Linked DNA regions of Homo sapiens: all the other regions are linked to region 1. Evidence: read pairs that join two places in POLR2A ChIA-PET (ENCODE). Cell type or tissue: PC-3. All regions are shown on one strand.

Region 1 (8,000 bases):
CTGAAATAGACTTATATGGTCCATGGCTTTAAGGATCTCTCCTGGAAGCCTTGTAGTATTTTTCTCTGCCCTGTCAGCAAGTCTCAGTGAGCTCTGATGAGGCACCAGACATATGGATCGTTTGTCTTGCAATTAGAAGAGCCTTTGAATGTAATTCTAGCCATTTGTGCCACGGACATTTCTGATCCAAGGGTTTTCCCTCCATGGAGCTTTCCATTTCCTTTGCCTTCTTTTTCAAATTATGTCTTCTCAGTTTTCATACAAAAGTCTAGTTTTAAAGGAATCTAGCATATTTATGTGAAATATATGAGAAAATTAGATTTCTAATCATTTTTTTAGTTGCCTATCCTTTGGCTCAACAAATTCTCCAGAAGTGTGCACACACACATACATGTTCAAGGATGTATGTAGAAGGATGTTCCTTGCAATTTTATTTAAAATATCCAAGTATTAACAATAACTGTAATGTCCTTCAATAGGAAAATGGGTTAAATAGACTATGGTTGCTTATATTTGCTTCTCTTGCTTGATACAATGGATGATCAGTTAAAATGATTGAAATAAAAACAGCTTTCTGTTTATGTTGAAGAACGGCATGAATAAATTCAGTTAATTTAGTAATTTTTTAAAACTGCAGCTTGGAATTTAAAAATTTTTTTATATGACCTTAGAGTTTTGTTTTTTAAAGCTCTTTTTATAGCTTAAATGGTGCTTTAATACCCTTTTTTCATGAAGTTGGCATTCAGTTAAAACATGTAAATGGAATTTAGCATACAAATAGTTTTAGGTATAACTTTAACTTTCAAAATATAGAGACTATCATGTAGTAAATAATATTCTGGTTAGCATTCATAGACATAGGGACCACATGCCAGCTTCCCAAATAATTACGATTTCTAAGCTTCTACTTAGTCTCCTTTTGTTGGAAATGGGTATCTTTTTTTTTAAAGCATCATATGAGTTAATATATGTAATTTTTATAAATTATAAATATGTTAACAATTATTGTTATTCAAAAGCCAAGCCTTAAAATTTGGAGAATATGAACCTTTCAGTAAAAAGGGAATCTCATCACTTTATAGTTGGTCACACTTTGGTTTTTAACCCAAAAGAGAATTGTGGTCTTCATCATTTACTGTGCTTACCGATCTGGTCTGGTTCCTAATAACTTTGGACAGTTTCTGAAAACCAAATCTACCTACCCCCACTACCAGCATTGAGTCAACTTAAAAACTGTCTAAATGGATCTGATGGCAATTTTAGAAAAGGATGCTGCTTGAGGAAAGATGCTTATTTTGGAGAGAAGACTGTGTGTGTTTGTGCATGTGCGTGTATTACATATATATGTTCTACGGTCAGATTTTATGTTGGAATTATTTGTGATGACACAATTTTATCTACAGATTAGAGAGGTCTCCCCAAGTACTTTGTAGATTTTTTGGTTTTTATATTATGCCATTAGAGGGCAGTATTGTAGAGGTTAAGTTTTCTTTCTCGCATGTATTGACTTGGAAACTGTTTATGTTGTATTATAATTTAGCAAACTTCAGGGCTTAGATTTCTAGTATATTAAATTGTAGCCTTAATTGATGCATCCCTGCAAGTATTTTAAATTAATATAGGAAATTTTGAAAGGGTTAAGCTATTTTATACCCACATCTCTCGATTTTGGTTTGGAGAAGGGAATTATTTGGTCAGTGTGGCCAAGAGGGTGAAACAGAGGTGAGCCTACAGCATCTATTGGCTGCTTAACTATTTTTAACCACCATTATATCCTCCCTTTTCTGGTTCTGGACACTGCAAATGGGCAGAGACTAACTTCAAGGATTTGTATGCTTTGAATACATACTTTATAATATTTCAATCCCTCTGATGTAAGAAGGCTCATAGGATTGAGGGATTGAGTCTTAGAGGAATTGTCACTCAGCTTGCAAAAACGTGCCTTAGGGACTTAACTAAAAATAGATTTATGTGGAATTCAACCTGTGGATTGACTTTTTTGGGTCTAAATAGAAGAAGGCATATTTAGTTACTAGGGAGAAGATGCTAATAGGGAGATGTGATTTTAAGGTTTGTGGCTCTACGGGCTTTTTGGGAAGATCCTGGATTTTATCTGGAGTCTTTCCCTCATGCCTAGCAAAGAATATATAATGTTTTTTGTTTTGTTTCTATAAAACAAAAGGTAGTATCTCTCAAAGAGCAAATGTGATTTTTTTTCCTCTAAAATTAAAAAAATACATGATTGCAGGGTGATTATTATCTTTAAAAATAAAACCGTCTATAAAATCCTCCCAGTACCGCTGCCGGTAAGAACTAGATAATTGAAATCAAGACACTCGAAGTCTTACAGTGGTGGGACTGGGCATGCCCAGTAGCTCAGACGGTTCGGGTTACAAATAGGAAGCTTTCGCCGTTAAGCAGCCGCGGGACACAGCTCCGGGGACCGGGGTCTGACTCCCTTAAACGTAAGCACGTGTGGGGGCCCCCATAGTATTTTTCAGGGACCCTTCACATTTTCTGCCGAAGCAATGGCCCAGTGTTTTGAGGCCGCCGTGGAAACCTCCGAACCCAGCACCCCACTCCCTCTGAGCACGGCCCGCGCCAGGCCAGCCCACCCCACGAGCGGGATCTGGAGAATGGGGGCGGAGGTGGGGGTGGGGGGAGGCGGGGAAGCAGGGAAGCGGGAGGACCTGGAAGGGAGTAGGGGGCGGTCCCAGTGGCGTGCCGGCCAATCGGCGCAGCTCTTTCCTGCATATATTTTGCACTAAGACTGGGAGTCCTGGTCTAGAGCTGAGTGGAGCCCGGCTGCGGATCTGGGAAGCGCCTCTTCACGGCACTGGGATCCGCATCTGCCTGGGATCATCAAGCCCTAGAAGCTGGGTTTCTTTAAATTAGGGCTGCCGTTTTCTGTTTCTCCCTGGGCTGCGGAAAGCCAGAAGATTTTATCTAGCTTATACAAGGCTGCTGGTGTTCCCTCTTTTTTTCCACGAGGGTGTTTTTGGCTGCAATTGCATGAAATCCCAATGGTGTAGACCAGTGGCGATGGATCTAGGAGTTTACCAACTGAGACATTTTTCAATTTCTTTCTTGTCATCCTTGCTGGGGACTGAAAACGCTTCTGTGAGACTTGATAATAGGTAAATGTCGGCTAAGATAGTTTCTTTAAATTTATTCGTGGGATACTTATAATAATACAGGTGAAAGATAGCCAGGCGAATTCCTTTGTCCATTGCTGAGAGATTATGGTGACATGGATGTTGTTTTTCGAAATGTTAAAAAACCTTATTTTTGCAAGTCTGGCCAGAGAACAGGCTTTCCCCACATTATGTAATTTAGTCCTTTGTGGCTTACTAAAATAGGGAGATGCCTGGATATTCGTTAGTAAGAGAGGGGCTGGCATTTTCTGGAGGGTGATACATTACATAGTGTTAAATAACATTCAAAATATGATGCTAGCAATATCACAAAATTGGGAGATCCTTTTTATCTTGGAAGCTTAAGATAAATTCCATTTATCGATGACCTTTTTCCCTCCTCTTTTTCAGCTCCTCTGGTGCAAGTGTGGTAGCTATTGACAACAAAATCGAGCAAGCTATGGTATGTACTGATGAAAAATCATTTATACTAAATGTGGGCACAGCACAAAAATAAGATGTTTTGTGGAACCAGTGCATCCCTAAGTTCAGATGATGATGATTGCTCTTGATGCGCGTAGAAATGCCGGCGCTGTCTCCATTCGGCCAGCGTGGAGCCACCTACCACGGCAGCCGTGGAGGGAGAAAGGGGCCCTGCGGGTATTAAATGGTCTTCTTCCCCGGACTGGTTTCACACGACGGGATTTTCTCACGGTGACCCTTTTTGCTGGGGATTTATTAGGGAAGCGCTGGCCAACTATCTCCTTCGGCTGGTCGTGAGCACACCTTTAGCGATGTGGCTTTACTAGGAATCCTAATATTTTACTAGGGAGCCGGGAGGTGGGGAGGGCCCCAGAAGTCGGGATCCTGGATAAGGGTCTTCTAGACGGTGCACAAACGGGTCCCCGGTGGCGCGGGCTCCTTCACAATGAAGAAGAATCAGAGAAAAAGTTTTGTTTTCTTAGCCTGCGCCTGGATTTCTCCTATTTTTTATTTCCGCCTTGGCCGTTCTTTGTTATTGGAGCAGCGCCTGTGGCTCTTCTCACGGGATTCTCTGCCCACTGTTGCTAGGCAAACTCTGAACCTTTAATTCGGAGCTATAAATAACTCGGGCTCCCATTGGCTGCGACGTCTGCCCAGGTTTCTGTGATGTCAGCTTAATCACGAAAAGAGGGGGGCGGGGTGGAGGGAAGAAAATGCGGCAACATGTTCGGTAGGAACTGGCTGCAGCCGGTGCTGAAGGAGGCGGCTCCGGGCGAGCGCGGGGCGGGGCCTGGGGGCGGGGACGCGGTGGGCGCGCTGTGGCTTGGACGTCCCCGCTGCTGGTCTCAGTCGGGGACCCAGCGCCCGGCTCTGGCCCAGTCTCAGGAAGCCTTACTTGGGCGTTTCTGGCCAACGTCTGCAGAGAAGCACAGACTTTTACAAAGCTTGATCATTTATACGTTAAACTCAAGTATTGTACAGTCATGTTTGTATTCAGATTTCCCCAAGTGTCATTGAACCAACTTTAAAGGTGGAATATGTAAATAGTTAGGGAGATCCATGTAAAATAATGTCTTGGAAACTCAAAAGAGTCCAGAAAATACCAAATAATGAGTTAAACCTTTTCTGTCTTCTTTCCAGGATCTAGTGAAAAGCCATTTGATGTATGCGGTCAGAGAAGAAGTGGAGGTCCTCAAAGAGCAAATCAAAGAACTAATAGAGAAAAATTCCCAGCTGGAGCAGGAGAACAATCTGCTGAAGACACTGGCCAGTCCTGAGCAGCTTGCCCAGTTTCAGGCCCAGCTGCAGACTGGCTCCCCCCCTGCCACCACCCAGCCACAGGGCACCACACAGCCCCCCGCCCAGCCAGCATCGCAGGGCTCAGGACCAACCGCATAGCTGCCTATGCCCCCGCAGAACTGGCTGCTGCGTGTGAACTGAACAGACGGAGAAGATGTGCTAGGGAGAATCTGCCTCCACAGTCACCCATTTCATTGCTCGCTGCGAAAGAGACGTGAGACTGACATATGCCATTATCTCTTTTCCAGTATTAAACACTCATATGCTTATGGCTTGGAGAAATTTCTTAGTTGGGTGAATTAAAGGTTAATCCGAGAATTAGCATGGATATACCGGGACCTCATGCAGCTTGGCAGATATCTGAGAAATGGTTTAATTCATGCTCAGGAGCTGTGTGCCTTTCCATCCCTTCCGGCTCCCTACCCCTCACTTCCAAGGGTTCTCTCTCCTGCTTGCGCTTAGTGTCCTACATGGGGTTGTGAAGCGATGGAGCTCCTCACTGGACTCGCCTCTCTCCTCTCCTCCCCCCAGGAGGAACTTGAAAGGAGGGTAAAAAGACTAAAATGAGGGGGAACAGAGTTCACTGTACAAATTTGACAACTGTCACCAAAATTCATAAAAAACAATAGTACTGTGCCTCTTTCTTCTCAAACAATGGATGACACAAAACTATGAGAGTGACAAAATGGTGACAGGTAGCTGGGACCTAGGCTATCTTACCATGAAGGTTGTTTTGCTTATTGTATATTTGTGTATGTAGTGTAACTATTTTGTACAATAGAGGACTGTAACTACTATTTAGGTTGTACAGATTGAAATTTAGTTGTTTCATTGGCTGTCTGAGGAGGTGTGGACTTTTATATATAGATCTACATAAAAACTGCTACATGACAAAAACCACACCTAAAGAAATTTTAAGAATTTGGCACAGTTACTCACTTTGTGTAATCTGAAATCTAGCTGCTGAATACGCTGAAGTAAATCCTTGTTCACTGAAGTCTTTCAATTGAGCTGGTTGAATACTTTGAAAAATGCTCAGTTCTAACTAATGAAATGGATTTCCCAGTAGGGGTTTCTGCATATCACCTGTATAGTAGTTATATGCATATGTTTCTGTGCATGTTCTCTACACAATTGTAAGGTGTCACTGTATTTAACTGTTGCACTTGTCAACTTTCAATAAAGCATATAAATGTTGATAAACAAGTGTTTTTCATATGACCCTGTTAACATAATGGCAGTCATTTCCACAACTGTTTCCAGGTAAAGTTAACAATTTGACTAGTAAAATCCTGAAGGGCAGTGGAATGATTGGAAAAGTAGGGGCGTGATTTGACTGCATGAAGTAAAAGGAAATTGACACATTGAGTTGTTCAGCAGGTAAGAGAAGAGACAGTGGAGGAGTCCAGCTCAATTCTAACTACTGTGTGACTTGGACAGGTTGCTTCACTCCTGGACGGATGTAGGGGTTTGAAAGAGATGATCTCTTACATTCCCCTTTGGCTTTAAAATTCTAGGAGTCCTTGAAAATCTTAATTTTTTACTGAACTGAGAGGAAGAAGGAGCCTTATTCTGTGTATAATTGGAATAAGCAGATCTAGGATCAAAAGACGGAAGTTGGAGAAGCTGATTTCCACTTTAAGAACCCTGTCACCCTGGGTTGGGATGTTTCTCCTAGTGTAGGATGAGTTTCTAGCTCCTGGGATAATTCGTTTTGTCTAAGCAAAAGATGATTTGAGGTGGGACCAGATGAGCAAGGATGTCCTTGCAGTTGATTCTGCATGACTATAAAACAGGCCAAAATTAAAACCACGAAGGAATCCTGAGGCAGATTGGCCCCTGGCACCTGAGGAGTGAGCCTGAGGGATCCCACTCTGCAGTAGGAGTAACGTGAGCGAGCAAGTGAATGGGGTGGGTTTACCGGCTCTGTAATCTATCAACCTAGGGCCTCAGCAGTGGCCCCCTGCCCAGTAGGAATTGGACCAATCCCAAGTTCTAAGGCTTGTCTTAAGTCCTTGCAGAACAAGGACAAACTTTCTGAATCATTCATTTCTCTCATCTAGAGCTGGTGGGAGATTGAGAGGTGAATGGGACATCCAAGATCCCTAAAAAGAATTGTTCGATAGCGTGCATGTGTTATAAAGTGGTGACACGGGCATCCTGTTGAAATGATGGATGGCTCACTGCCATAGGCTGATAGCAGTTGTCATAAAGATATTTTGGGGGAATTTGAAAAGGACGTAAAGAAAAATCTTTCATATTGGCTTGTTGGTTATATAACTTCAAATTTAATAAAGGAATACTTACGTAGTAATTACATTTCCTTGAAAAAACTATAGTGAATAGAAATCCCTAGCCATTTCATTTTTTATGTTTTTAATGAAGATCTTTAAAATACCATAGGTGGTAATCGTGGAAAATTTGAAAAATCTCATGTCAGTGTATTAAGATGGTGGAGAAGTTTTTTTCTCCATTATTTAATGGAACTTTGGGTCTTTTTATTAAAAATGTGAGACTCATGAAATTTTGGCAGCTGAATATTTGTGAAATAAGAATGAATTATTAAAAGATGTCTTTCCATACATGTTCCTCATTTTAGTAATTACTAAACATACTTGAGATGATTGACTTATATTTAAACATATTTAAGGTAATTTAAAAAGGCATTTTGCTACTTGCTTATAGACCTGAGTGTAGGTCTTATTGGCCTGTGGGTTATTATATAACTGATTATGTTGCACTTATGTTCTGTGGAGAAGGAAAGATTTTTAAGGGGAATGGCATGCTGTACCAGCACTGAGTGTTCATGACATCAGTTGCAGCAGGAGAAACCCCCGTTCAATGAAGGAGAAGTAGGAATTTTACATGGATTTGAATGAACGTCTACTTTGTATTTCAAATGAACAGTGTTCATATTTCAGTAATTGTGTGCATTTTTTGCATACTTTAAAAGAGAACTTTTATTTTTCATTATGGAATAAATATGCAATGCCAGAACAGCTTTAAATTTATACAAGAAATGTATAAAAGTTAATTATAACTAAAATTAGGAATGAAAATTAATCTATATAGACACTACTCTGC
Region 2 (8,000 bases), 110 kb before region 1:
ATCAGAATCTTTTACATTTAATTATTTAACATCTTTTTTTGTTTCATTGACTGATACATTATTTTCCTTGTCATAAATGGATAAAGACCCAAAGGAATTAATGTAAAGGCAGCCTAATTCGCAAAACGTAAGTGGTTTTGTTGCTATGGTCTTTCTTTTCTTTTTTATCTATTTGTATTTGTATTTTTATTTATTTATTTTTTTTTTTGAGACGGAGTCTCGCTCTGTCACCCAGGCTGTAGTGCAGTGGCGCGATCTTGGCTCACTGCAACCTTTGCCTGCTGGATTCAAGTGATTCTTGTGCTTCAGCCTCCCAAGTAGCTGGGATTACAGGCATGCACCATCACACCTGGCTAATTTTTGTATTTTTAGTAGAGACGGGGTTTCACCATGTTGGCCAGGCTGGTCTTGAACTCCTGGCCTCAAGTGATCCACCCGCCTTGGCCTCCCAGAATGCTGAGATTACAGGTGTGAGCCAGCACGCCTGGCCTGGTCTTTCATGTTTTCTGAGTTTTCTAAGTGCACTCTTATGAACGTAACGCAACCCAAGATCCTAGAATGAAAAAATACAGTAGGAAGATTATCCTTTTTTTTTTTTTTTTCAGTACCTTATAGGTCCAAAATGTGCTGCTGGCCATTATAAGAATAAAGCTAAATATTTCATGCTAGCAAGACGAAGAAGACACTAGCGAGGTAAAAGTAATGGATAGGTTAATTATGAAAAAAGTATTTGTTAGAGCAATTTAGAGATCTTCTTAAAATTACTAAGGTTTTTTTAATGACATATACTAGCCTTTTTCACTTTAAGGAGTCAGTGGCAAATTTAAGCTTTATTTATTTATTTATTTTTTGAGACAGAATCTCGCTTGTTGCCCAGGCTAGAGTGCAGTGGTGTGATCTCGGCTCATTGCAACCTCCACCTCCCGGGTTCAAGCGATTCTCTTGCCTCAGCCTCCCACGTAGCTGGGACTACAGGCGTGTGCCACCACACCCGGCTGATTTTTGTATTTTTTATTAGAGATGGGTTTTACCATGTTGGCCAGGCTGGTCTTGAACTCCTGACTTCAGGTGATCCGCCTACCTTGGCCTCCCAAGTGCTGAGATTTCAGGCGTGAGCCACTGTGCCCTGCCAAATTTAATCATTTTTATATTTAGTTTTCTTGACCCTTAGGTTGCCTTATCCTTTTTTATAGTCAATATAGTTTATGCAACTGTGTTTCTATGATTGCCTTTTATCTTTTATTCTATAGTGAATTAACTACTCTAAAATATATATATTGTAGATTGTTTCTTTTTCATCTGTTTTACTTCATCTTCTACCTCAGTGGAGCATGAACACATTTGGGTTATCTGTTGGTTGTCTTTTAACAAATACTTGATATTTATATCTAGTGGACTAACTTGAATACCGGTAACATTTTCAGATGGTATATTTTCCAAAAGGTTGAAGAGAAAATATACAGATAATGGAATTTGGCTAGATGTTGAGCTCTAAAAATGCTTTAATAGTTAGGTTTTTCTGTTTTCATTACAGCTTTCTTCTCTTTTAGGAAATTACTGTCCATGATTAAGCACATATCCTCTTGATGGTATTCAGCCCCTTAAGTTCAGACTTCCTTCCCGTTGGTTTTTTTTTTTTTTAATTAAAAAAAAAATTCTTTTTAACACACAACTTTGCTCAGAGTCTTCCCTATTTTTTTTCAAAAAATGTGTATTCCATTTGATAATACACACAAGATTTATGGTTTAGAAATAATCTTTACCTCCAGTGTCAGTACAATACCTTAGTTAACTAATTCCGAAGAACTTGGGTGGGTTTTTTTTTTTTGCCTTTTTGTTTTGTTATCGGGTAAGATCTCTCCCTTTTTGAAATTGGATATTCTGGCAGTATCTGGTTTTTGTACTACTTTTAAATCTCTGAAAAAGAATATTAGAAATCTGTAATTGTTGCAATTTGGCTAACATTTGTATCATCTCTCAGGATAATACCTTTGAAATTTCTGCTAACTATACTAAAAAATTAATCCTTAGAAGTTGACGACCCCAAAAAGAGATGGATACATGAAAGTTTATTTTTTATTTTTTATTTTTTGAGACGGAGTCTTGCTGTGTCACCCATGCTGGAGTGCAATGGCACAGTCTCAGCTCACTGCAACCTCTGCCTCCCAGGCTCAGGCGGTTCTCCTCCTTCAGCCTCCCGAGTAGGTGGGACTACAGGTGAGCGCCACCATGCCCAGCTAATTTTTTGTATTTTTAGTAGAGACAAGGTTTCACCATGTTGGCCAGTCTGGTCTTGAACTCCTGACCCCAGGTGATCGGCCCACCTCAGCTTCACAAAGTGCTGGGATTACAGGCGTGAGCCATGGTGCCTGGCCGAAAGTTATACTTTTGATAAATTTTTTGTTTTCTTTAGGATTAGAAAGTTGAACTTTTTAGTGTCTACTTTAGATATCGGCCACTTGACAAAATTCTCCTTTGTTTTTTGATCAGTAACTTATTTGTAAAGCATTTACTGAGTTACCTATTCCGTGTGCCAAGCACTTTTCTAGGGTCTAGAGATAAAAGACACACTGCTTCTGTTAAGCATGTTCTTTCCTTTTCTTCTTACTGCCAGCTAGGACTGTTTTGGATACTTAGAGGAATTTGTGAAGAATTTGTTTTCTTTGTAGAAGTGCCTTAGAACCAGTATGAATGGGTGATAATAGGTAAAGAATAAAAAGATACTTCCAATGTATGTAGAATGTCCAGGTTAATGAATAATCGGTAAATTTATAAACCATTAAGTTCAACTTTAGATCAGTCAGTTGTAGCACATTTGAGTAGAAATCAGTCTTTGTAGAAACATAGTGCCTTCTATTTCATAGCTTAAATAGGTGTAGCCTTCCCTTATGCTTAGATATTAGAAATGCTTAAAACTAATAAGCTGTGTATGCTCATTTCATAATTTAATATTGAGAACAAATATTGCAAACAGCCTAATTTGATGTACTTCTCATAAAATTTTCTCAGTGGTATTTATATATAAAATACTGCTTCTGATTTGAATATACATGGATTTTCAGTAAGAATCTTTAAAAATTTCATTATTTACAGAAAATGTTAAAATGATTTCATTGATGTACTGGTAGGTTAATAGATCTATAACAGCCATTTGAGGTAGCAGCTTAGCATTGCTGATTTTGTTAGCTTTGGTTTGAAATTTTTTCTCTAGTGGTTGAAATGTAAGTCTTGCAGTGTAATAAATATTTCTCCCTCTTAAAATATCACATAGAAGAATGTTGTCCACTAAAATAGAATTAGGTAAGGGCTTCCTGTATCATTTTTAGGAGCTTCCATCAATAATATTCTCACAAAGGCTGCACTTTCTTTTTCAAATAATGACCCCATTTTGAAAGCATCTTTACATTTTTTATATAAATGATACATTATCAAATTCAGAGTCTTCATAAATTATTAACTCTTAAAGCAAGCTCTCTTTACCAGCTCTCCTCAGTGATTTCAAAATAATTTCTACTTAGAGAAATCTGCTTATTCATTTCTGAGTATGAGTGTTGAATTATTATGTTTTGGTACTTCAGGCAAAATAAAGAAGTTATATTCTGAAAGCGTTCTGACTTAGGGGAAGTTTGTAAAGATTCATTTTCTCCAGTGAGCTCTCATATTTAACTTGTTGTGTAACTTAACCTTCGGACATTTGGTTTTTTAAATCTAAGTTTGTTGTACTTTTTATCTATATTATACTGTGGTGTGTGATAAATAAAGATTTGGATGCATTTAACGTAAAGTTCCTGTTGTAGGAGAAATTCTAAATTTAGACCAATATTAATCTGAGCAAGATCTGGTTTTTTGTGAGTTGTTTTTCATTTTCAAAGTGAAGTAGGCCTGTAAACTTAAAAATGAAAATTACGAGGTGTATTTCCTATATCAAAATGTACCTCTTTCTTTTTGCCTGTATTTTCACTCACCTATATATTATTATGGATTAGTATTCAAGAACTGAAGGAAAACTATTGGAAAGTTAACTATTGAAAACGACTGGAAAGGAAACTAAAGGAAATTTGGAAAATCGTATCTTAATTATAATTTCTGAATAGGTTTTAAACTATTTTAAAGTAGTTAAGTTTTACTTAGATTTCATTAATTTAGAAATCTTAGATAATTTTCATGGTTGATATTGAGCTATTACTATATGAAAAAGAATAATTTGTCAAGGAAATTGATTAGAAAAGGCTAGAGGATGATTGTTTAATAAATAATTTTTAAAGCACTTTTATAGCACCTATTTGCACCATATAGGTACTGTGAAAATGTATGTAGATAGCTCCAACGTACTGATTTTAAGCCTTTTTCCTCTGTTAAAGAGCCACTCCTTAACAACTCCAGCTGTGGAATGCTTTGTTAATCTACTAGGGTGTTTTAGACTCTTGAAACTACTTAATTAGATTGCATTTGTTAAGATTCAGCATTCAGATCCTTTTTCTAATCTGTGCTCCTTTCTTCTTATCATCCATCATATACCTCCTCATTGTGATTATACTGTAAAATACTTTTTAAAGCCTACTGATCTAAAGATACAGTCTTTTAAATACTAAAAGGCTTTTGGACTTAAAATCTGTTGGAAGCTTAAATTGAAAAAATAGCTGCCACTTTAGGTGCATAAAGTACTTTCATAATTATTTGATACCTCTTGTTAGATGGCAGTTTCACCTTCTTCTTTCCAGTTTCTTTTTTCTTTTCTTTAATATTTGGTAATTGCAGATTTGATGGTTAAATTCATAGGTTTTCTTTACTTAGGCCAAACTGTCATTTCTCATTTGTACAGAATTGGATATGTCCCTGTGCAGAAGGGTTAGCTCATTCTTTTCATCTTTAAGCTTTTAAAATTACTTAGTCTAAATGTTGTTAGGTAATGGAATAACCATTCCTTTTCAGCTTTTGGTACATTTCCAAACTGGCTGGCAGAGCCAGGAGGAAGTGAAGGCATTAGAAACACTAACTTTGGTTGGTTGCTACCGTCTTAGTGCTGAGACTATAACCTTTGTTGGTTGATTGATAGAGAACAAGAGAACACAATCCTCGTTCCACTAACAGGTAAGGAACCCTTGTGATAACTAGTTGGTATGAGAGGGAGATTACTTGATAGCATTTCATAAAAACTTTATCCCAAAATATAACATGTCCTAGAAATAGGATACTGTGACTGACTGTACTCCGTAGAACAAGGATACGCAGCACCTTTATATTTAGAATAAGATCTGAAATTTAATAGGGATGTATTACTCTGTACCACAAAGCATAATTGATCTGTTTTCCAAAGGCAACACTGTTAAAATTTATCCTGCAGTCCCTGTAACTTTAAATATGTATCTGCCTATCTTATTCTCCTTTCAGCTTTTCCTTGATCAGATGCTATGTGCTTTGAACTTCCTTCTCTTATTTATTCCTATAATAAAGCTAACTATTTTCTAGTATCTTTGCCATCATCTATAATTTGGGTATATCTTACTGCTTTAATTTCTATGTTATAGCCATTAATGATTATTCCTGGTTCTTCTTGACCCAAAAGAAAATGATTATGCATTTTAAAAAGGATTTTGAGTCTGTATTGCCTATATCCACTATTCTGCCTTCCCAGTTTTAAAGCTGAGTGCTTGAAGAATAAATCTTTTCAGTGACAGTAGTCATAAGCTTTCATAAAATATAGGCTTAGCTTTGTATTGCTATAATATGGGCCTATAGTGTGATTAATTCTTTAAGTTAATGAAGACTTGAACTCAGAGAAGAAATTCAGCTTCTTAGACTTTCCCAAAGTTTAGTAGTATTCCTGTTAATATACTTGGTTTTTTCTGTTTCTACTTTTCAGTCCATCTTCTTTTCTTTGACAGAAGAATTAACTGGGACTCCTCCTTTGATATATCTGAGGTTGTGTGCCTTTTCCCTGTCCCTTAAAGACAACTATGATCTTGTTTCCAGTCATAATTTATCATTTTTGATTTGGTCTTCCACTCAGAGTTGAGTGGTTTATCACAGAGTGTGTTATGGCTTAGACCAATACAGGTCCCTTCTTAATAGTTACTGAGGAATTAATCATTTGTGGTGACAGACTTCTAAAATTCAAATTAAGAAGGCACTAAAGAAAGTATGCCCAAAGGTAGCTCCTTTTTATCCTGAGGATTAAGCCATTACAAACTCAAATGACCAGAGAATGTAATTTCTTAATAAGAATTTTTCCTTAAATCTATATTCAGCTCTCTATTTCAGTGCTTCTCTCCTACCAGAGGTGCAAGGAGTGATCCTAGAACCACAGATACAGCCAAGACCACGGAGAGCTTTTGACGTCAGGGGTCCACTTTCTCCACTGAACCCTTGGAGACAGAATATCCAGCTTCTGGAGAGAGTGGGAAAGGATAATAAACAAGTGGGTGCTTTCCATTATTTACTTGGGTTAATTTATAGATTGGAGTGTCCTTCCATTGCCCATTTAATTCTGTGGTAAACTCCTTGGGTTCATTTAAGAACCAGGTGGGACTGCAATCTGTTTTGTTTTTCTGAGAATGCTAACTAGTACTCATTCAAAAATGAGACCTAAAATTTAATTTTCTCTCCAGATAATTAAAGCAGTGGATGATTTGGGGCACATGATTTGACGAATGCCTATGTAGTCCACAGGAATTTTAAAACGGGAATATCTACCCATTTTGGCCTTTGTGGTATTAGTGGACTTCTAAGTGCTCTTTTATATTCAAGTAATTTAAAAGGTTCTGTATTTCATCTTTGGGCAAACTGGACATTTGAAGTCTAATTTATACAGTCACATGTCCAAGTGTTATCCTACACTGTTAGTGAGAACCTTTTGGTCTTCTTCCTACCTCAAATGTTAGGACTTCATATTAGATCTTTTAAAAGATGCAATGATAGTACTATTATGGTTTTACTGTCAATTCTAGGCTCCATTCTTTAATAAAACATAAGTATGAATGAATGTAAGTTTCAGGATACAGTATCCCTGAAAGCTATGTTTAATATACTCAAAAGTCATTTTCTAGTCCCTAGGAATAAATATTTATGGTAAAAGAACCCTTTCCTAGATTTCCCCCATGGCATTAAGATGGTTTTCTCTTAGTTTCTTTGATGCCAAGGGTAGGATTTGATTCCAGGAAGTTCTTATCACCTACAATGGGTAGAATGTGAACTTGTTACCTTTGGCAAGTTTTCATTTTTCCTTGGTGGATTCCTTCTGTGACTCCAGGTATCTTGATAATGGGAGACTGGTTTATTTGTTCTTTAATTGCCCAGATTTCTTTCAACTGGTAAAACATCATACTTCTTCAGCAAAAGGAATTCTTCTAGCAGAGCCTTCATGGATGATATCTGTCACACATGCCAGCACCTGCAGTTTGGAAGGCAGTGGTGAATGGATCCATGCAATATGTCTAGAAGACACAAGGATGAGCCAGCCACCTGATCTTGTCATTTATAAACTTTTAAGAATTACTCTGGTTTACTTTTGGTCTGAAAATGGAAAGGCCCAAATAATGAAATAATCTTTTCAGATTGGAATTTTACATGGCCATGAAAATATTTCTTTCTATTCAGAAGACTGAAATAGAGGAAGCTTGAGAGACTCCTTTCTTTTAAAAGCGGCTCTCTGTATCTGTTTCATTTAAAACATTTGTGGGATTGAAAATCACCTTAATGAAGTAGGCAAACATTTTTTTAAGTAGTAGAGGAAGTCCAGAAAACTTAATGAAATGGTTTTTTTTGTTGCCTGACACTGAAAGTAACTAGTAAATAAAGGGTGAACTTCTTAATTATTCGAAAACTGCTTTTAATATTAGGATATACTCTTTTAGCTCATCTTCGCTGGTCTTGAGGCTTATTATAATTGTCAAATCAACAAAGTTTCTAATAGAGAAGTAGAAGAAATATCTTTTGAGATGTAAGTAGCTTGGTCTGTCTTCTAAAGTAATACATACCTGTTAAACTTGAGGTATTTTTTT
Region 3 (8,000 bases), 170 kb after region 1:
TTGCGTCAACAAATAACTTTCAGTAACTGAGGCAATCTTGAAGCGGATTAGAGCAAATTCCTCCTGTGCTACTCCATAACTAAACCAAATCTGGTCTGGTCTGTGGGGCTTGTCTTTGGAAATGCTGAGATATAGGGAGTGGCAGGGTGAAATCACAACATTCTCTTTGCTTTCTGGCAAGAATGTTGAATTCTTACTGAGCGGATGTGGCAAACACAGAGTGGTTGGTTTTATCTGAACCGTTCCATTAAAATGAAATTTGACTAGGGATTTGAAGAGTATTATGACTACCTTGGGGAATTCCTGTGTGGATGTAAATAGAGCTTAGTATTTGTTTATAGGTAAATACCCAAAAGATCATCACAGGTGAGGGTTTAAAAGATACAGCAAGAGTAGCTTTTAAATCAGGGCTTTATTTTATATGTGGGTACTTCGCACATAGCACTAATTTCTGGATATGAAGATGACATTTCTTATGGTACTTTCAACTCATAGTTATATAGCAGAGGATTCATATAAAGACAGGTATATTTGTGCTCTATGTAGGTTTTAATTTTATCCTTAATACTAAGAGAGAGTAACATCCAAGTGACTAGAAGCTTCCCTTGTTAGAAGCCTTGAAACTGCTCCATTCCTCCCCTCTTTCTCCCTGCCCAGGGAATCTACCACAGGGCTTTTTGCTGCAATCAAAATAAGGCTCAGCAAAGAGCAAATCATTGAATGCAAGTCATCTGGGAGGCCCCTCCCAGCCATTTTGTCCTTAGTGCCCTTATACTACTTTTCATTTCTGATCCAGCTTTCCCCTTGGACTGAGATTTCTGACTCTCTGCTCCAAAGCCATCTGTCCATCCATCCATCCATCCATCTGTCCATCCATCCATCTATCCATCCATCCAGCCAGCCATCCATCCAGCCAACCATCCATCCATCCATCCAACCATCTATTCATCCATCCATCCAGCCAGGCTCCCATCCATCCATCCATGCGTCCATGCATCCATGCATCCATCCACCCACCCACCCATTCATTCATCCAGCCAGCCAACCATCCATCCATCCAGCCAGCCAGCCATCCATCCATCCAGCCATCCATCCATCCAGTCATCCATTCATCCATTCATCCAGCCAGCCAGCCAGCCAGCTACCCAGCCAGCCATCTATCCATGTGCCCATTCATTCTCCTCCTCAGGTATTATCTATTCCCTGCCTTCTCCACACTAGTCCTTCTTCAGTGCCCCAGACCCTCCTGCATTGGCTGTCCTTGCGGGGCCTGTGGACTTCCAGTGGCTCCTTCTCTCATCACACAGGGGTATGCAGGGCACTGTGAGGCCATCCTCAGGCTCACCTTCCAGGAGCCCCCTCCTGGCCAGTCTGAGTCCACTGTTGTGCTGGGGTGGCTGGTTGGCAGTTCCCATCCAGCACACCCCTCTGTGATTGGGTCTAAGCCCACATGCTGGAGTGGGAGGAGGGGAAGTTTGGGGGACAGAAGGCTCCACTTCTTTCTGTGTGGTGTGAGCTCCCTTGCATACCTTCTTTTATGCCCTGCTATGCATGGTCAGCTGGAAAAGCTTTGAGTCTTTATACATTGTTTTGTTTTGTTTTTAAAGCTTTAGAAACCCTGATAAAATCCTTTCTCTTACCAGTTGTTCTTACTTCTTTCTTTTTTTTTTGAGATGGGGTCTTGCTATGTTGCCTGGGCTGGTCTCAAACTTCTGGGCCCAAGCATCCTCCCACCTCAACCTTTTGAGTAGACTTACAAAGTCTATCGCCTTTAGGGTGAAGAACAATTTGAAATTCACAGCATAACAATGGTGTCTTTCCTCCAGTTAGCACGTCCCCTTCCTGGGGCTGCGAGTCTCAGCAGCACCCTCCAGTGTTGCTGGCAGATGAGTAGGGTCAACAAAGGGCCTCTGGGAAGACACAGCAGGTGAGAGTTCAAAGCACCCCTGACTGTGTGTGAGCCCACCTGCATGTGGATTTATCTTCCACAGACTGTCCTGCAGTGGTGCTCTTTTTCATGGGACATGGGAAGCTGCTTTCTTTTTATATTGCATTCAGATTCTGACATCAAAACTTGAATGGAAGTTCTTGATCTGGGAATCCCTGCCCACAGCCCTAGACCTGAGTGCATGGGAAGCTCTGTGCTGGGCTTGGCCATCACACTGCATCATCTCTCTCCCACTGCCCCTAGGAAATTTGGCCTCAGGTCTGTCCTGAAGCAGCAGCCCTGGGGTATGACCATCTGTGAGGCTGGCAGACTAGGGAATCCTCTGGGAGGGGGACCCTCCCTAAATTTAGACTCTTTTGTCAAGTGCAGGCACTCTCTTAAACTTAGACAGCTTGATGCTTGTTTCCTAAGGGTGTAGACAACAAGGCTACCTGAAGAGCTTCAACATTTGGCCCTGGATTGTGGCTACAACCATCTGTCTGACATAGTGGCACTCCTCCCAGCCATACTGAGGGAGCACTTCCTAAGTTTCTCATCTTTATGGCCTCAGAATTCAGCCATTCCGTACTGTCTTGCCTCTGTCTTTGTATATATTTATTCCCTCTTAGAACACTTTCTACTTGTAGTCTTTGATTCAACACACATTCACCCAACTAGCTTGGCACTTCTCTGGGCACCAAACCTGGTTTAGGTCCCATTTGTCCTTTGGGCCTTGCCCATCATTTAATTCCATCTACTTTGATTACTTTTCTCTCCCTTTTCCATCCTTTTCCTTTTTCTCCCAACCCTGAATTAGAGGCTCCTCCTCTGATGGCTTAGAACCTGTTGCAAATTCTTCTCACAGCAGTTACCCCAGGTATTGCAGTTGCTTCCTGGACCAGTTTCCTTTCCGACCTTATGATTTATTATTATTTATTTATTTATTTATTTATTTATCTATTTATTTTTTGAGACAGAGTCTCGCTGTACTGCCCAGGCTGGAGTGCAGTGGTGTGATCTCGGCTCACTGCAACCTCCGCCTCCTGAGTTCAAGCAATTCTCCTGCCTCAGCCTCCTGAGTAGCTGAGATTATAGGCACGTGCCACCATGCCTGGCTAATTTTTGTATTTTTAGTAGAGGTGAGGTTTTGCCACGTTGGCCAGGCTGGTCTCGAATTCCTGACCTCAAGTGATCCACTCGCATCGGCCTCCCAAAGTGTGACCTTACAATTCTTGAGAGGGCAAAGATAGCCTCTGGTTCATCTTTGCATTCAGCACCTACAATACTATCCACACATACTAACTGTTCAATAAAATGCACTAAATGAATGAATAAATGCATGATCATTTTTATGTATTTTACAAATACAAAATACAAAATCCTGGTGAAGAATTGGCTAAGAAGATATTTTTGGGACTGGGAAAACAAGCAAGAGCTGGTTTAGTATGATTTTCATTGTAACCTGACCTTGAGGCTCTAGGCTGAGTAAACAAAAGATGAGAGACAAAATATTGGATTTAAGAAATGTAATTGTCTCCATGTTTAAAATTTTAAAAATCTGATGCTATTTGACTCACAGAGGGAAAACAAAAGTGTTGCTATGAGAGAGCTGTGAATTTTATCTCATCTCCGGGGCAACAGAGTGAATAATTTTATGGAGAGAAGGGGAGAAATTAAGACAAGAGTCTCACAACGCAAATTCAGTGTTCCAACCAAAAGTCATTTAAAGAACAAAACAGAACAAAACAAATGTTCCAAAACCACAAGGGTAGGTATCAAAACCCAAATAAAAGGAAATGAGGCAGATTCCCGATACAAAATCTTCTGTGGTGGAGGCTAAGATGGCGAAACAATGGAAATTTTATGAGCATCAGCTTTGTCGAGGCACAGCAATGCAGATCTTGTGATGCTGACAGCAAGGAAGAAATTGCAAGTCAGAAGGAACTGTAAGTGTGAACCACCTCCCAAGGCCAAGTGGGAAACACAACCAGCCCCACGTGGTGTATGAAGGAATATGATTAGGGGATTTCCCTGAAAAAGGCTGGCCGGGAGGACTGCCCCTCACCTCTTGCTATCGTTCTCTGGCCTGGAGTGTTCTCACGTCATCTCCATCAGGAAAAAGTTTCAAGTCTGTTTTTCAGTGGGGTTGATTCCCTCCTGGTTCCGGCATTCTGCAAATTAGTTCGTTGTCATGGGGACAACATTTAGACAATTTGTCTGCACAGGGCCTCGTTAAGTGGGCAGAAGAGGACTGAGAGAAGTATCCACTTCGGCTTGCAAGCGCCTCCGGGGTGGGAAAGCTGTCACTGTGTGCGTGGGCGGTAGCCATGGTGGGTTGTCACAAGGCTTCCTGAGTCCGGCCTTATCCATTCATTCTTTTTTCTCTCCATCTACTCAGAATACAGTGTGCATTGCTTCATATGTGTGCCCATGATGTGCGACTTCAACAGCGATGTCTCTGACTTCCTGGACTCTCAGGATCCTCTTGCAGTGTCCAGGCTCCCCACGCTTGGTCAGTACATTCCCACAACAGACCACAGTGGTTGTTTCTGTTTCCAGCATTTCATGTTTAGAATGTGGAAGATGTGAGCTTCTCCTTACTGCTGATGGCATCCATCGTGAGCTCTCCAATTGCCTTGAGCCCTCTGGGCAGTGCCATCTGCAGGAGTGTCCACAGCGCCAAGCCTAGCAGTTGAATGGCCAGCACCCCAAGTCATGTAGTGGGTGTAAACAGGTGCATGCTTATGGCACTAGTGTACAAGCCACTGGGGAAAATAGCCCACAGGGCACGTGCATTTTACAGCATGTATGCCATGTGAAGCCATTCTCAGGGCCTCACCATGAACAGTATGTGAAATAAAGCATCATGCAGATTTGGAGGCAACTGATCACATTTAACACAGAGAGCAACATCTACTCAGAGGGTATTCTGGGATCATTTAGCACCCCCAAAATGATTCTGGAGGCAAAGAGTATTGCATATCTCAATAGCCACCGAAGGCCTTGTTCTGTTTCCAGAGGTACAAATATTGGTGATCAAAACAATACCAATACGTCACCAAGAAAAGCTAGATATGTATGCATATATACATGCATGCACACACATATATATAGATTCTAAGGTGATGAGTGTATAGTAATATTTCAGGAAGATTTCCTACTGACTTGATAACATAAAACAGGGGAAAACATCAATTTTGTGGAAAATGAAGTTCTGTGAACTATGACTTTCTAGTACAATGTCATAAGAATTAAGAGTTCTTATGCATGGATTTCACAGAAACACTGCTAGAGTGGGAGGGATTTTTCAATCCTCTGTTATGGCGGTTTAAAAATAATTATCAGCCTTAGAACCCTTTTTACAATAGGATCTTGTGCAGGAACCCCATCTATATGTGAAAACCCTTCTCTCTCTTGTGGGGAAGGAGCTGTAAGAATGGTGGTTCCAGGTTCGAGTGTTGTATTCGTTAGCTCAGGCTGCTGTAACTAAGTGCCACAGAGTGGATAGCTTAAACAATAGAAATTTATTTCTCATAGTTCTGGAGGCTAGAATTCCAAGATCAAGGTGCCAGCATGGTTTCTGGTGAGGGCCCACTTCCTGGCTCATAGATGGCCTCCTGTCTGCATCCTCACATGTCAGGTAGAGAGAGAGAGACAGCAAGCTCTCTCGCGTCTCTTCTTATAAGGGCACGAACTTCATCACAAGGACCTTATCTAAACCAAAGGAACTTCCAAAGGCCCTGTCTCCAAATACCATCCCATTGGGGGTTGGGGCTTCAACATATGAATTTTGGGGGAACATAATTCAGTGCACAGCAGATGTGGAAGCTGAGATCTACGGAGATCCTGTGGCTCATCTAAGCAGAGGGGGACTTGTTCCTAGGTCTGATAGCATCTAATCCAGGGCTCCTTGCCTTCTAATGCACAGCTTTGACCTCCAGAACCACCCTGGGTCCTGCCTCCTTAGTCTCTTTTGTCCTTGTGAGAGCTGGGTGGGTTTAAGAAAGTATTGGAAAAGGAGGCTGCCTTTCCCAAACATTATCAGGAGCAATATTAATAATTATATTAGACACAGCCCTCATTTATAGACCCCTGACTCAAGTCAGTGCCGTTCTAAGTTCACATATAATATTTCATTTGCCCCTCACAATGATTCTAGGGAAACGTATTCTCTCTTTTCTACTTTACAGAGCGAGTACAGAGGCATCATGCAAGGTCACACAGCTATAAGTGGCACAGCTGGGGACTCACCCGGGCTGTCTGGCTCCCGAGTTTATGCTCTTAATCAGTACCACCTTAGGGATGGGATGGTCAACAACACAATCAGGAGGTGGGTGAGGGTCAGCCCTCCCCTGAGCTGGGTGCACTGGAATACACCTACCATCCCCTGGTCAGGGCTCAGGCCAGCACATGGGGCTGATTTTGTGAAAAGTTGTAAGCATAAGCAAATAATGGGTGTTTGCCAAGTTGAAGACAGGCATAGAATTGAATCTTCTGTCTCTCCTAATGTCAAATAATGAAGTAGACAGTCGTATTCTTGGCATATTATGAATTTCTTGTTTTCTAGTTGGACAGAGATCAAGGGTCTCTTGGTTTAGAATCACAGGACCAAGGGATAATGCAAGGCCTGTTAAGACCTTTTGGTGCCATTGGCCAGGACCACATGGAGCAGGGGGTCATTTTGGTATTAAACAGTGACTGCTGGTCTATCCTCTAGGGGGTGATAATCTCCCCTTCCTCTTCTTGATGGACATTTATTCAATAGTCACCAAGGAGATTCAGCAATCTGGGTGTCCTACAGCCTAGATATGCTGTCCTGTGTTGTTGAGGTTTATGCCTGGACTTTGATTGATGCCAGCCCCTCCAAAGGCTCTTTCCACAGCTGTTGCTTCTGGTTGGATGGTGCACTCACTGTGCTCAGCACCTCAGGAAGGGATTGAGGGTTGTGAATAGTGGAGATGTGTAGGGAGAGTAGGGAATATGTTTCACTGCCAATATACAAGCAGTATATCAGATTTGGGAATTCTACTGGCAAGGGTTGAGTCTTTGCTTGTCACCGGGCTAAAAGTTGCTTCACCTTTCCAAACATCAGCTTCCTCACTTACCAAGTATAACCACTGCATTGCAAGTTGTTGTCTCGATTAATTGAAGATGCTTGCCATACAGTAGGGACTCAACCATGTTAGCTTCTCCCCCCAGATGCTAGGGGCTGTGTGCTTTCATGGAAAGAAATGCTTCTGCTAGACTTAATTGACATCATCTTTGGTGGGTCTTTTCTTTGCTTCTGACCACACGTCTTTTAAACTTGAGATGCTTTTATGCTTCCGGGTAACAAGCAAAAGTCAGGCCAAGGAGGAAGCAAAACTAGGATTTATTGGTGGGGGGTCATGGAATAGGGATGTTAGAGATTAGCAGAAAAGAACTGCAATGATTTAAAAAGGCAAAAAAAAAAAAAAAAAAAGAATATCCTGGAAAGAAATAATTACATTTAAGTTGATTTCATTGTATCAAGTCTTAGAGTGCTTTTAAAATTATGGTTTTATGTCATGTTCTCAAGTGCAGCCTCAATGAAGAATCAGTCTCCCAGAAAGATTCAAACAGTTGAAATAGGGGAATTAGAAGATGAAGACCTTAAAAAAATCACCCACCAGCATGGGGATGAGGAGAGAGAAGCATCTTCACAGGCTCAGAATCCTATTTGATCCCAGATTCTTCCCCAAGTCAATATTCATTTAACACACTTGTCCCAGGGGACAGAGCTGGTTAACAGGAAATGTGCCCTTGAAGAGTTAAAAAATTATCTTACTCTTCTTCCCTGCAGATTTTAGTTTTCCCACCAACTGTTTAGTAGCAAGGAGCAACTGATGCGTTATGCTGTGTCTTTCCTATGGGAACACGCAGTTTGGTGGCAAAGAAACAGAGTAAAAAAAAAAAAAAAGTTACCCAAGTGGAATTGACAAGGGTGAAGGGATTCTGATTGGCCAATGTAGAATGTTAGAAAGTTATTCATGGAGACAAAGCACACAGATTTAATTTAATATTGATTTCAGCTTCAGGAGGAAAAAACTGCTCT

Evidence for each region. Peaks named below come from ENCODE experiments on the same cell type or tissue, not always from the same donor. Only the 100,000 strongest peaks of a DNase experiment are listed, where the experiment ranks them.
Region 2: POLR2A ChIA-PET joins it to region 1 with 26 read pairs; 2 of 35 experiments call an interaction of 5 or more read pairs at or near these places.
Region 3: POLR2A ChIA-PET joins it to region 1 with 22 read pairs; 20 of 35 experiments call an interaction of 5 or more read pairs at or near these places.

What each region holds. Positions count from the first base shown.
Region 1 is chr13:44,431,641-44,439,640 of GRCh38, reverse strand. TSC22D1 (TSC22 domain family member 1) reads left to right here. Exons shown (of 3, transcript NM_183422.4): 2 at 3,546-3,597; 3 at 4,758-7,498. The coding sequence ends at 5,015. It overlaps LOC124903167 (a long non-coding RNA gene), which reads right to left and starts at 2,437. Exons shown (of 4, transcript XR_007063778.1): 1 at 2,349-2,437. RefSeq lists a silencer at 4,367-4,476 and an enhancer at 3,794-4,993. In PC-3, a CTCF peak has its summit at 1,440 (motif pointing right); DNase peaks (open chromatin) are centred at 2,390, 2,830 and 4,250; H3K4me3 peaks cover 4,371 bases; H3K27ac peaks cover 6,844 bases.
Region 2 is chr13:44,538,185-44,546,184 of GRCh38, reverse strand. All of the region lies in intron 1 of TSC22D1 (TSC22 domain family member 1), which reads left to right. Among named protein-coding and RNA genes, the nearest start is that of TSC22D1-AS1, 34 kb to the left of the region's middle. In PC-3, no CTCF peak of the experiment used is centred here; no DNase peak of the experiment used is centred here.
Region 3 is chr13:44,260,339-44,268,338 of GRCh38, reverse strand. No RefSeq gene overlaps it. Among named protein-coding and RNA genes, the nearest start is that of MIR8079, 68 kb to the right of the region's middle. RefSeq lists an enhancer at 3,500-4,699. In PC-3, no CTCF peak of the experiment used is centred here; a DNase peak (open chromatin) is centred at 198; H3K27ac peaks cover 1,605 bases.